Linked DNA regions of Homo sapiens: region 1 is linked to region 2. Evidence: read pairs that join two places in POLR2A ChIA-PET (ENCODE). Cell type or tissue: Panc1. All regions are shown on one strand. Each heading gives the region's core, and the rest is flanking DNA. Links, peaks and the distances in the headings are about the cores only.

Region 1 (5,483 bases), core at 187-5,186, 1.0 Mb before region 2:
ATCCAAGGGCAGAACCAGAGTGGCTCTGTGTGCTCACAGCTTGTAAATTAAATAATAACTGAAATTACATAACACAACAACAACAACAACAACAATGTATGTTTGGGAGCTTGATGTGAATTCGCTCTGCCCTGCGAATGTGCCGGGCACAGGTTCCTGGGCGTCTGCTCAGGGTTCAAGGGTCGAGGCTCTCAGAGGCCATTGGTGTCACCTGTGGGTTAATAAACTGGGAAAGAATGAAGAATGGGATGGGGCTTCAGAAAGGCTGTAACCTGTTGTTTCCAAAGCCAAACCAGGGAAAATAAAGATTTAAAGGTGTCGTGTCCTTTGCAGCAACCTGGATGCAGCTGGAGGCCATTATCCTAAGTGAATTAATACAGGAACCGAAAACAAACCAAATATGCATTATTTCACTTTTTTTTGAGATGGAGTTTTGCTCTTGTTGCCCAGGCTGGAGTGCAATGGCGCCATCTTGGGTCACGGCAACCTCGGCCTCCCAGGTTCAAGTGATTCTCCTGCCTCAGCCTCCCAAGTAGCTGGGATTACAGGCACGCACCACCACGCCCGGCTAATTTTGTATTTTTAATAGAGACGGGGTTTCTCCATGTTGGTCAGGCTGGTCTCGAACTCCCGACCTCAGGTGATCCACCTGCCTCGGCCTCCCAAAGTGCTGGGATTACAGGCGTGAGCCACCGCACCTGGCCGGTTGCATCTTCTCACTTATAAGTGGGAGCTAGACATTGGGTAATTATGGACATAAAGATGGGAACAATAGACACTGGGGACTTCTAGATGGGGGAGGGAGAAGGGCAAGGGTTGAAAAACTATAGGGTACTGTGCTCAGCACTTGGGGGAAGGAACCATTTGTACTCCAAAGCTCGGCATCACATGATATGTCCAGCTTACACACCTGCACCTGTACCCCTTGAATCTAAAATAAAAGTTGGAAAAAAGATTTAAAGGTTGCATTTTTGCCCTAATCAAAATGAAAATACAGGGCCAGGCGCGGTGGCTCATGCCTGTAATCCCAGCCTTTGGAAGGCCGAGGCAGGTGGATCGCTTGAGGCCAGGAGTTCGAAACCAGCCTGGTCAACATGGTGAAATCCCATCTCTACTAAAAATACAAAAATTATTTGAACCTAGTGGCCCGCGCTTGTAATCCCAGCTACTCAAGAGGCTGAGGCAGGAGAATCACTTGAACCCAGGAGGCAGAGGTTGCAGTGAGCTGAGATCATACCGCTGCACTCCAGCCTGGGCGACAGAGTGAGACCTTGTCTCCAAAAAATAAATAAATAAATAAATAAAAGAACCAAAATGAAAATACAGTTTTAAAACTACAGGAAACAATGATTATTCATACAACTTTGGATACCTATTTAATTGGATCATAGAATGTGAGGAAAAGAAAAAAAGAACCCTGCTTTTATCCCCTAAAATGTGAATCAAGGTCTGGGCATATTTGAAAAGCAATCTGGAGATAGCTTTCTCTAGTCTTTACCTTACCTTCATTCGCAATCCATGTTCATGTGCATCATATAATGTCAGCCCTGAAATATCTCCATGAGGTCGATGGTGCCTCACTCTGTCCCATGGGGGCTGAATTCAGGTCTCAGGTCTGGACGAGGGAAAACGCCTAATAATAATTACCAAAAGTCGCCTTCTGCACGGTCACACCGAGCCAGCGCCTGGGCCTGGAACCGGGCCGCAGCCCCTCAGCCTTGCCCACCGCCTCCCGACCATGGACCCCCGCAAAGTGAACGAGCTTCGGGCCTTTGTGAAAACGTGTAAGCAGGATCCGAGCGTTCCGCACGCCGAGAAAATGCATTTCCTAAGGGAGAGGGTGGAGAGCATGGCGGGTAAAGTACCACCTGCTACTCAGAAAGCTAAATCAGAAGAAAATACCAAGGAAGAAAAACCTGATAGTAAGAAGGTGAAGGAAGACTTAAAGGCAGACTAACCATCAAGCGAGGAAAGTGATCTAGAAATTGATAATGAAGGTGTGGTTGAACCAGGCACTGATGCCCCTCAAGAAATGGGAGATGAGAATGCAGAGATAACAGAGGAGATGATGGATCAGGCAAATGAGAAAGTGGCTGCTATTGAAGCCCTAAATGATGGTGAACTGCAGACAGCCATTGACTTGTTCCCAGATGCCATCAAGCTGAATCCTCACTTGGCCATTTTGTATGCCAAGACGGCTGGTGTCTTCGTCAAATTATAGAAGCCAAATGCTGCCATCCGAGACTGTGCCAGGCACGGTGGCTCACGCCTGTAATCCCAGCACTGGGAGGGCGAGGCAGGTGGATCACGAGGTCAGGAGTTCAAGACCAGCCCGGCCAAGATGGTGAAACCCCGTCTCTACTAATAATACAAAAATTAGCTGGGTGTGGTGGCAGGCGCCTGTAATCCCAGCTACTCGGGAGGCTGAGGCAGAGAATTGCTTGAACCCGGGAGGTGGAGTTTGCAGTGAGCTAAGATCGTGCCACTGCACTCCAGCCTGGGTGACAGAGCGAGACTCCATCTCAAAAAAAAAAAAGAAAAGAAAAGAAAAGAAAAGAAATAATTCCTGATTCAGCTCAGCCTTACAAGTGTCGAGAGAAAGCACACAGACTTTCCCTTCAATTGGATTATGATGAAGATGCTAGTGCAATGCTGAAAGAAGTTCAACCTGGGGCACAGAAAATTGCAGAACATCGGAGAAAGTATGAGCGAAAACGTGAAGAACAAGAGATCAAAGAAAGAATAGAAAGAGTTAAGAAGGCTCAAGAAGAGCATGAGAGAGCCCAGAGGGAGGAAGAAGCCAGAAGACAGTCAGGAGCTCAGTACTGCTCTTTTCCAAGTGGCTTTCCTGCGGGAGTGCCTGGTAATTGTCCCAGAAGAATGTCTGGAATGGGAGGGGGCATGGCTGGAATGGCCAGAATCCCCGGACTCAATGAAATTCTTAGTGATCCAGAGATTCTTGCAGCCATGCAGGATCCAGAAATTATGTTAGCCTTCCAGGATGTGGCTCAGGACCCAGCAAACATGTCAAAATACCAGCGCAACACAAAGACTATGCATCTTATCAGTAGATTGTCAGCCAAATTTGGAGGTCAAGCGTAATGCCCTTCTGATAAAGAGAGCCCTTACTCCAGGCACGGTGGCTGATGCCTGTAATCCCAGCACTTTGGGAGGCTGAGGCGGGTGGATCACAAGGTCAGGAGTTCGAGACCAGCCTGACCAACATGGTGAAACCCAGTCTCTACTAAAAATACAAAAATTAACCGGGCATGGTGGCACATGCCTGTAATCCCAGCTACTCGGGAGTCTGAGGCAGGATAATCACTTGAACTCAGGAAGCGGAGGTTGCAGTGAGCCGAGATCACATCATTGCACTAGACAGAACTAGACTCCGTTTCAAAAAAAAAAATTATTTCAATAAAACTAATTGAGAACACCAGTATTTCAGGAGGACCTGGATAGGGACTGGAAGTACTTGGCAGGGCCGCAGCAATCTTGCTGTGTTTTATATAACATGCATCTGGCTGGCCACAGTGGCTCACACCTGTAATCCTAGCACTTTGGGAGGCCAAGGCAGGCAATCACCTGAGGTTGGGAGTTCGAGACCAGACTGACCAACATGGAGAAACCCCGTCTCTACTAAAAATACAAAATTAGCCAGGTGTGGTGGCACATGTCTATAATCCCAGCTACTTGGGAGGCTGAGGCAGGAGAATCATTTGAACCCGGGAGGCGGAGGTTGTGGTGAGCCGAGATCGCGCCATTGCACTCCAGCCTGGGCAACAAGAGTGAAACTCTGTCTCAAAAAAAAGGAAAACATGCATCCTTCAGCAGTTGCCCTTAAATCTTACACTGTGGTGAAGGGATGATTTTTTTGTAATGCTGCGGTAGAGTTGGATTATTTAGTTCTGTTCTTGTCCAGTATATCTAATAAATGTTTCATATTATTTCCACATAAAAAAATAGTTACCAAAAGTCCAATACGGTTGTGGGCAGGACACACAGCTGCTGCTTGGTCTCCCAGAGAGCTATTTCTCAAGACCTTCCTAAACCAAACGTTCAAATATGGAAGTGATTCCGGAAACATTTTTGGTTGTCACAACTGGAAGCCAGGAGTTGCTACTGGCAGCTGGTGGGTAGACACCAGGGATGCCGCCAAACATCCTACTATGCACAGGACAGCCCCCTAAAATGAGGAAGTTTCTAGTCCAAAATATGGAGAGTGTGGAAGTCGAGGAAACTTGAAATATGAGAATATTTATTTGGCTCCTTTAAAAATCGCAGTCCAGGCCAGGCATGGTGGCTGGAACCTGTAATCCCAACACTTTGGGAGGCCAAGGTGTGCGGATCACCTGAGGTGAGGAGTTCGAGACCAGCCTGGCCAACATGGTGAAACCCGGTCACTACTAAAAATACAAAACTTAGCCGGGCATGGTGGCAGGCGCCTGTAATCCCAGCTACTCAGGAGGCTGAGGCCGGAGAATCACTTGAACCTGGGAGGTAGAGGATGCAGTGAGCCAAGATTGCACCACTGCACTCCAGCCTGGGCCACAGACTGCGACTCCGTCTCAAAAAAAAAAAATAAAATAAAAATAAAAATTGCAGTCTAGAGTTGTTCCTTTGCCTGTTCTCCTACTGCACAGTAGGTAACCTTTCCATTTCCATTTCCAACAAACTTCCCAATTGTTTGACCATTTTTCAAGCCATTGTGCCAGTTCCTATCAGTTTCGGAGCAGCACGGAGAGTTCAGTAATGTGGGTGCAATAGTGAAACGGCGGTGAGATGTGGACGCTGACTAGCTGGGAGGCCCACCTGCTAGCTCTGGGAGTGTCCTTCTACACCATTCCATACCATGGGCCTTTGGTCACTCCCAAAATGAGAACACTCACTCACTAATACTCACCTGGTGTCTTACTGTGTCATATTGTATTAACGTTAGTTAAGAAGAAGTTTAGACAGCAAACATTTGCTGGCAAGTTTCAGAAGAAGAGAAATTGAACCCTGCCTTCTCCTCTAAAGGCAAAGGCCAGCCGCTGGTTGCGTGAGGACAGGTGGTGGCATCTGCACGACACCTGGGGGCGCTGTTCTTTCTACAGAGCAGCACCTACTACGATTCTGAGGGCTTCTCCATCAGCTGTGTGCTCACAGTGTGTGGTGTGTTCACTTCATGACTACTACTCCTGAGGCCGCCATCAAAACCCTTCCCGAGGCCGGGCACAGGGTCTCACACCTGTAATCCCAGCACTTTGGGAGGCTGAGGCAGGCAGATCACTTGAGGTCAGGAGTTTGAGACCAGCCTGGCCAACATGGTGAAACCCTGTCTCTACTAAAAATACAAAAATTAGCCAGGCATGGTGGCGCACCCCTGTAATCCCACCTACTCGGGAGGCTGAGGCAGGAGAATTGTTTGAACCCGGGAGGCAGAGGCTGCAGTGAGCCGAGATGGTACCACTGCATTCCAGCCTGGGTGACAGAGCAAGACT
Region 2 (5,255 bases), core at 256-5,255:
AGGGAGACTTTCCTTATACATTTCTGTAAACGGACAGGGCCCCAGACCCTGCCCTTCACCCAACCCTGGAGTCTGCAGCCCAGCTGCTTTCCCTCCGTCCTCTCCAAAGCCCGGCAGCTCTCCCACTCCCTGCTTCTTTGAGCAGAATGACGGATCCTCTGCACGCCTGTTAGTTACCCATGTGACAGGGCCGTAGGGGGCATGAAATGACGCAGGTCAGACCCTCAGAAGGCGCCCGGCACAGAGGCCGCTCAGAGGCCACTCCACGCCCCGTCGCTGCCGTCATCCTCATCAGCTTTGCTCACGCGTTGTTTACCCTCTTCCTGTCTCAGAGCTCTTCGGGCCTTTCTTTACGCAGATTTCCATCTCTTCAGGTCTGCATGGAACCCGTGTAGGATGGAAGGACGATTTATTGGGCAGCGGGGAGAGCATGTGGAGCCATTTGTAACAGGAAAAGCGAGGGCTGCTTTCAGAGAAAACAAGACAGCGGAGTCCCGGAAAGTCAGAGCCATGCGGGGCCGCGTCTTATGAACGAGGAGACCCAGGGCCAACGGCTAAGGATGCTCAGGGGTCCCCCCTACTCTGGGAAACCTCCCTGAGTGATGGCGGAGGGATGTGTACCTCTGAAAGCTGTAAAGGGTCTAAAAACCCAATGACGGTCTTTCTCACACTCGCACACCATTACTGTACCATGGCCTGGCTCTCGCTCCAAGGAGGGCACCACAATTATCCACGTTCCTGCTGCCTTCTCTTCTCCCACAGAAATCCCATCCTCACAGCGCCTGACATTTGGCAGCTGCTGCAGAAGAAAACCCCTGATGGGCACAACGTGCCCGTGGGGAGACCTGCTTGTGGCAGCCACAGCTGGCATCTGACCCACTCACGGCATGAGCCGTTTGAAAAGACGAAACCTCCAAGGGCAGAATGCCAGGCACTATGGAAGGTTGGAGAGAAACACCAGTGCCTTTCCTATGGACTGCACTGGTGACTGTCTCCTCTGTTGAGGGGTCCCAGAGCAGGGCAGGGAGGGTGGCTGGGGAACAGCCAAGGCCCAGGAATCCAGGCAGGGTCCACTCTCGGCCACTGGACTTTGCTCATTTTTGTCTGTCTCTGGTGACAGCAGCTCTGTGGGAGGGGCTGGCCCAGCGTCCAACCTGTCCACCCGGAAATCTGTCCAGCAAAAAGGCGGAGGCGTCAAGTCCTCTCTCAGACGTCACTGGGGCAGGCATTTCCAGGTTTCTTTCTTTCTTTTTTTTTTTTAGACAGGGTCTCGCTCTGTCGCCCAGGCAGGAGTGCGATGGCATGATCTCGGCTCTCCACAACCTCTGCCTCCCAGGTTCAAATGATTCTTCTGCCTCAGCCTCCCGAGTAGCTGGGATTACAGGTGCACGCCACCACGACCAGCTAATTTTTGTATTTTTAGTAGAGACGGGATTTCACCATGTTGGCCAGGCTAGTCTTGAACTCCTGATCTCAGGTGATCCACTCGCCTCGGCCTCCCAAAGTGCTGGGATTACAGGCGTGAGCCACTGAGCCTGGCTGGCATTTCCAGGTTTCTTTGTGCCCTGAGCCTTCTGACATGTCCTCCTGCATTGCCCTTTGGAGATGTGTTTGTCTCTGACAAGGCCCCTTCCCTTTTCTGTTCCCACCTTTTCTCTCCCTGCACTTAATGTTTTTAAGTTTTTTTTCTTCTCCTTAATTTTTAGAGACAGAGTCTCTCTCTGTCACCAGTGAGACTGGTGTCTCACTGTACTTTTACCAGAAAAATGGATGATACTTTGTTTTCTTCCCCCTGGAGGGAGTCTGGGGGAGGCTGGGGTGTGTGAGGGGGCCCACGGCTCCTCTCCAGCTGTGCCCTTCCCAGACATCTTCTCAGGGTGGGTCCTCCCCAAGTCTAGCATCTTCACCCCGCAGGCACGTTCCCGGGGGACTCTGTCCCCACCACCACTCCTGGGGGGTGCTGGGTTTCCTTGGCTGGCTTTCCACTTCTAGCCCAGGCCTTTCTGAAATCCATCATTTTCCCCTCCCCCACATCCAAGCCTGAGAATTCCACCTCTAGCGGATGGAGGGAGTGGGGGATGGAGAAGATAAAGACAGTTACTATGGTGCTGATGAAATCCGATCCTGGCCACTGAAGGGTTATTACTCATCCTGGCTTCCAGGGCTCCAACCTTGAGAACTCCCTGGGCTGAATTCCCCAGTGCCCGGGAGCTTGGAGAGCTCCTCAGCGCCCAGCACCAGCTGCAAGGCTTACAGAGAGGGCCTGCTTCCTGAGCTGACAAAAGTGCACCGGGAGTACGATCACGCTGACATTTAAAAGTGCATAGCGAACTAAAACACAGGGTGGGAGCAGGCTGGGAACAGCCAGATGGCTGCTGTCCAAAGAGGTGCATCAGAAAGGTGACCAGATGCGGCGCATGAGGGGAGAGGGTGGGGCCGCTTCCCGCCCCGCCTCCTGAGGAATTCCACATCTACGGAGTTTGTCCCTTCCATTCTTCTATGCCTTTTTTTTTCCTTCCCTTTTGTTTTCCATAGTTCAGAGTCAGATTTCCTCTCCAAACCACAGTGCTTCAGGTTTTTTTTTGTTTTTGGCACTGCTTCTTTCCAGATGGACTTCTCAGGTGGCCTCATCTGCACCACCCGGTTGGCTGGCCCCGCATCTCAGCCCTTCCTGGGGCTGCAGCCACACCCCTCACGCTTCTGTGCCCCCAGTTCCAAAGCAAAGAAGGCTCTGATTCAGTATTTCAAAAATGAGCTTCTTTTTAGAAGCTCAGAACGAACCCAAGTCCTTGTCTGCATTTCCTTCCGGATCTTCTTTGTTTTGTGACGTGGCCTTAGCAAATTATTGAATGTGCCCACTGGGACGGGGGTGGCCTCCTATGGGGCACTGAGTTTGTGTGTGTGATGGGAGGGGATTTGCTTTAACGGTGAGGAGGGATGCCCTCACGATGGTCTGTCCTCTTGAGCATGGCCCTGCAGCCTTCTGTGAGCTGGCCTCTGTCCACCACTGCCGGCTCATCTCTCCCTCCCCCATCTTCCTCTCTCTGGGCCAGCCCTAGTGAACTACTTTGCAGTTCTTTTTCTCTCTCTTTTTTTTTTTTTTTTTTTTTTGAGTTTCACTCTTGTTGCCCAGGCTGGAGTGCAATGGCGCAATCTCAGCTCACTGTAACCTCCGCCTCCCGGGTTCAAACGATTCTTCTTCAAGCCTCCCAGGTAGCTGGGATTACAGGCGTGGACCACCACGCCCAACTAAATTCTTTTGTATTTTTAGTAGAGACGGGGTTTCACCATGTTGTTCAGGCTGGTCTTGACCTTCTGACCTCAAGTGATCCACCTGCCTCGGCCTCCCAAAGTGCTGGGATTACAGTCATGAGCCACCGCGCCTGGCCTACTTTACAGTCCTGAAGGTGACAGCTAGGCCTCACCTGTCCCCATATCTATGTAGGATGGCTCCTTTTGCCTGCAATGTGCTGACTACTTGTTCTGAGTGTTGGCCCTCAGAACTCGCCTCCCTGGGAGTGAGTGCCCTCCCTCGGTCTCCAGAACTCACTGCCTCTACCTGCCTCTAATGTGGTCCTGGAGAGTCGGCTTATGTCTCTGTTACCCCACTGCACTGAGACAAGTCTGTGTTTTTCTTTTCTTTTCTTTTTTTTTTTTTTTTGAGACAAGGTCTTGTTCTGTTGCCCAGGTGGAGTGCAGTGGCATGATCATAGCTCACTGCAACCTTGAACTTCTGGGCTCAAGTGATCTTCCTACCTCAGCTTCCCTAGTAGCAGGGACTGTAGGCTCGAGCCACCATACCTGGCTAATTTTTTTTTTTTTTTTTTTTACGTTTTTTGTAGAGATGGGGGTCTTACTGTGTTGCCCAGGCTGGTCTCAAACTACTTCCCTCAAGCAGTCCTTCCACGTCAGCCTCCTAAAGTGCGGTGATTACAGGCGTGAGCCACCATGCCAGCTGTGTCTTTTCTCTGTTTTCCTACCACATAGCAGAGTGTATGACACATGGCAGAATGAGTGGAAAGCCCACCAATGCCAGGGAAGTCGCACACAGCAGTGCAAAACAGTGTGCCCCCCAGATCTCCAGTCTGAGCTGCCGACTGATTCCATCCTTTATTTTATTTTATTTTTTATTTTTTGAGATGGAGTCTCGCTCTGTCACCAGGCTGGAGTGCAGTGGCATGATCTCGGCTCACTGCAACCTCTGCCTCCTGGGTTCAAGCAATTCTCCTGCCTCAGCCTCTTGAGTAGCTGGGACTACAGGCACACGCCACCATGCCCAGCTAATTTTTGTATTTTTAGCAGAGACGGAGTTTCACCATGTTGGCCAGGATGGTCTCAATCTCTTGACCTTGTGATCCACCCGCCTCGGCCTCCCAAAGTGCTGGGATTACAAGTGTGAGCCACTGCGCCTGGCCTATTTTATTTTTATTTTTGAGATGGAATGTCATTCTGTTGCTCAGGCTGGAGTGCAATGGTGCGATCTCAGCTCACTGCAGCCTCTGCCTCCTGGGTTCAAGCGATTCTTGTACCTCAGCCTCTCAAGTAGCTGGTGTTACAAGCACGAGCCACCATGACTGGCTGATTTTTGTATCTTTAGTAGAGACTGAGTTTCATCATGTTGGCCAGGCTGGTCTTGAACTCCTGACCTCAGGTGATCCGCCTGCCTCGGCCTCCCGAAGTGCTAGGATTACAGGCATGAGCCACCGTGCCTGGCCATCCTTTATTTGTGGGGGCAGGAGGGAAGGTCTCCCTCTGTTGCCCAAGCTGGAGTGCAGTGGTGAGATCTCAGCTCACTGCAATGTCCACCTCCCAGGTTCAATCGATTCCCGTGCCTCAGCCTCCCAAGTAGCTGGGATAACAAGCGTGGGCCACCATGGCTGGCTAATTTTTCTATTTTTAGTAGAGACGGAGTTTCACCATGTTGCACAGGCTGGCCTCGAACTCCTGGTCTCAAGTGATCCACCCACCTCAGCCTCTCAAAGTGCTGAGATTACAGGTGTGAGTCACCGCGCCCAGCCTATTCCATCCTTATCTCAGAAGGGCTTACTCTTCAATGCTAGGCGGTCACCTGCTCTACAGACTAGAGGGTCCAAGAGCGACTGTCATTCAAACGCTTTAGCAGAAGTAGCCAAGGCGGGTACCTGAGCTTGTCTGCAATGAAGATGACCCTCCTCTCCAGAAGCAGGGAGGCAAACACACAGACCAGGTGGCGGACGCTGAGGGAGGAGAAGAGAGACTCAAAGTCCACGTGCTCG

Evidence for each region. ChIA-PET counts read pairs that join two places held together with the same protein. Peaks named below come from ENCODE experiments on the same cell type or tissue, not always from the same donor. Only the 100,000 strongest peaks of a DNase experiment are listed, where the experiment ranks them.
Region 1: POLR2A ChIA-PET joins it to region 2 with 10 read pairs; 2 of 35 experiments call an interaction of 5 or more read pairs at or near these places.

The regions. Positions count from the first base shown.
Region 1 is chr7:139,500,716-139,506,198 of GRCh38, forward strand. It overlaps the pseudogene ST13P17. Among named protein-coding and RNA genes, the nearest start is that of KLRG2, 20 kb to the left of the region's middle. In Panc1, for the core only: a CTCF peak has its summit at 5,088 (motif pointing right); no DNase peak of the experiment used is centred there.
Region 2 is chr7:140,539,477-140,544,731 of GRCh38, forward strand. DENND2A (DENN domain containing 2A) reads right to left here. Exons shown (of 20, transcript NM_015689.5): 14 at 5,142-5,255. Among named protein-coding and RNA genes, the nearest start is that of MKRN1, 63 kb to the left of the region's middle. RefSeq lists an enhancer at 5,229-5,255. In Panc1, for the core only: no CTCF peak of the experiment used is centred there; a DNase peak (open chromatin) is centred at 2,155; H3K4me3 peaks cover 924 bases; H3K27ac peaks cover 449 bases.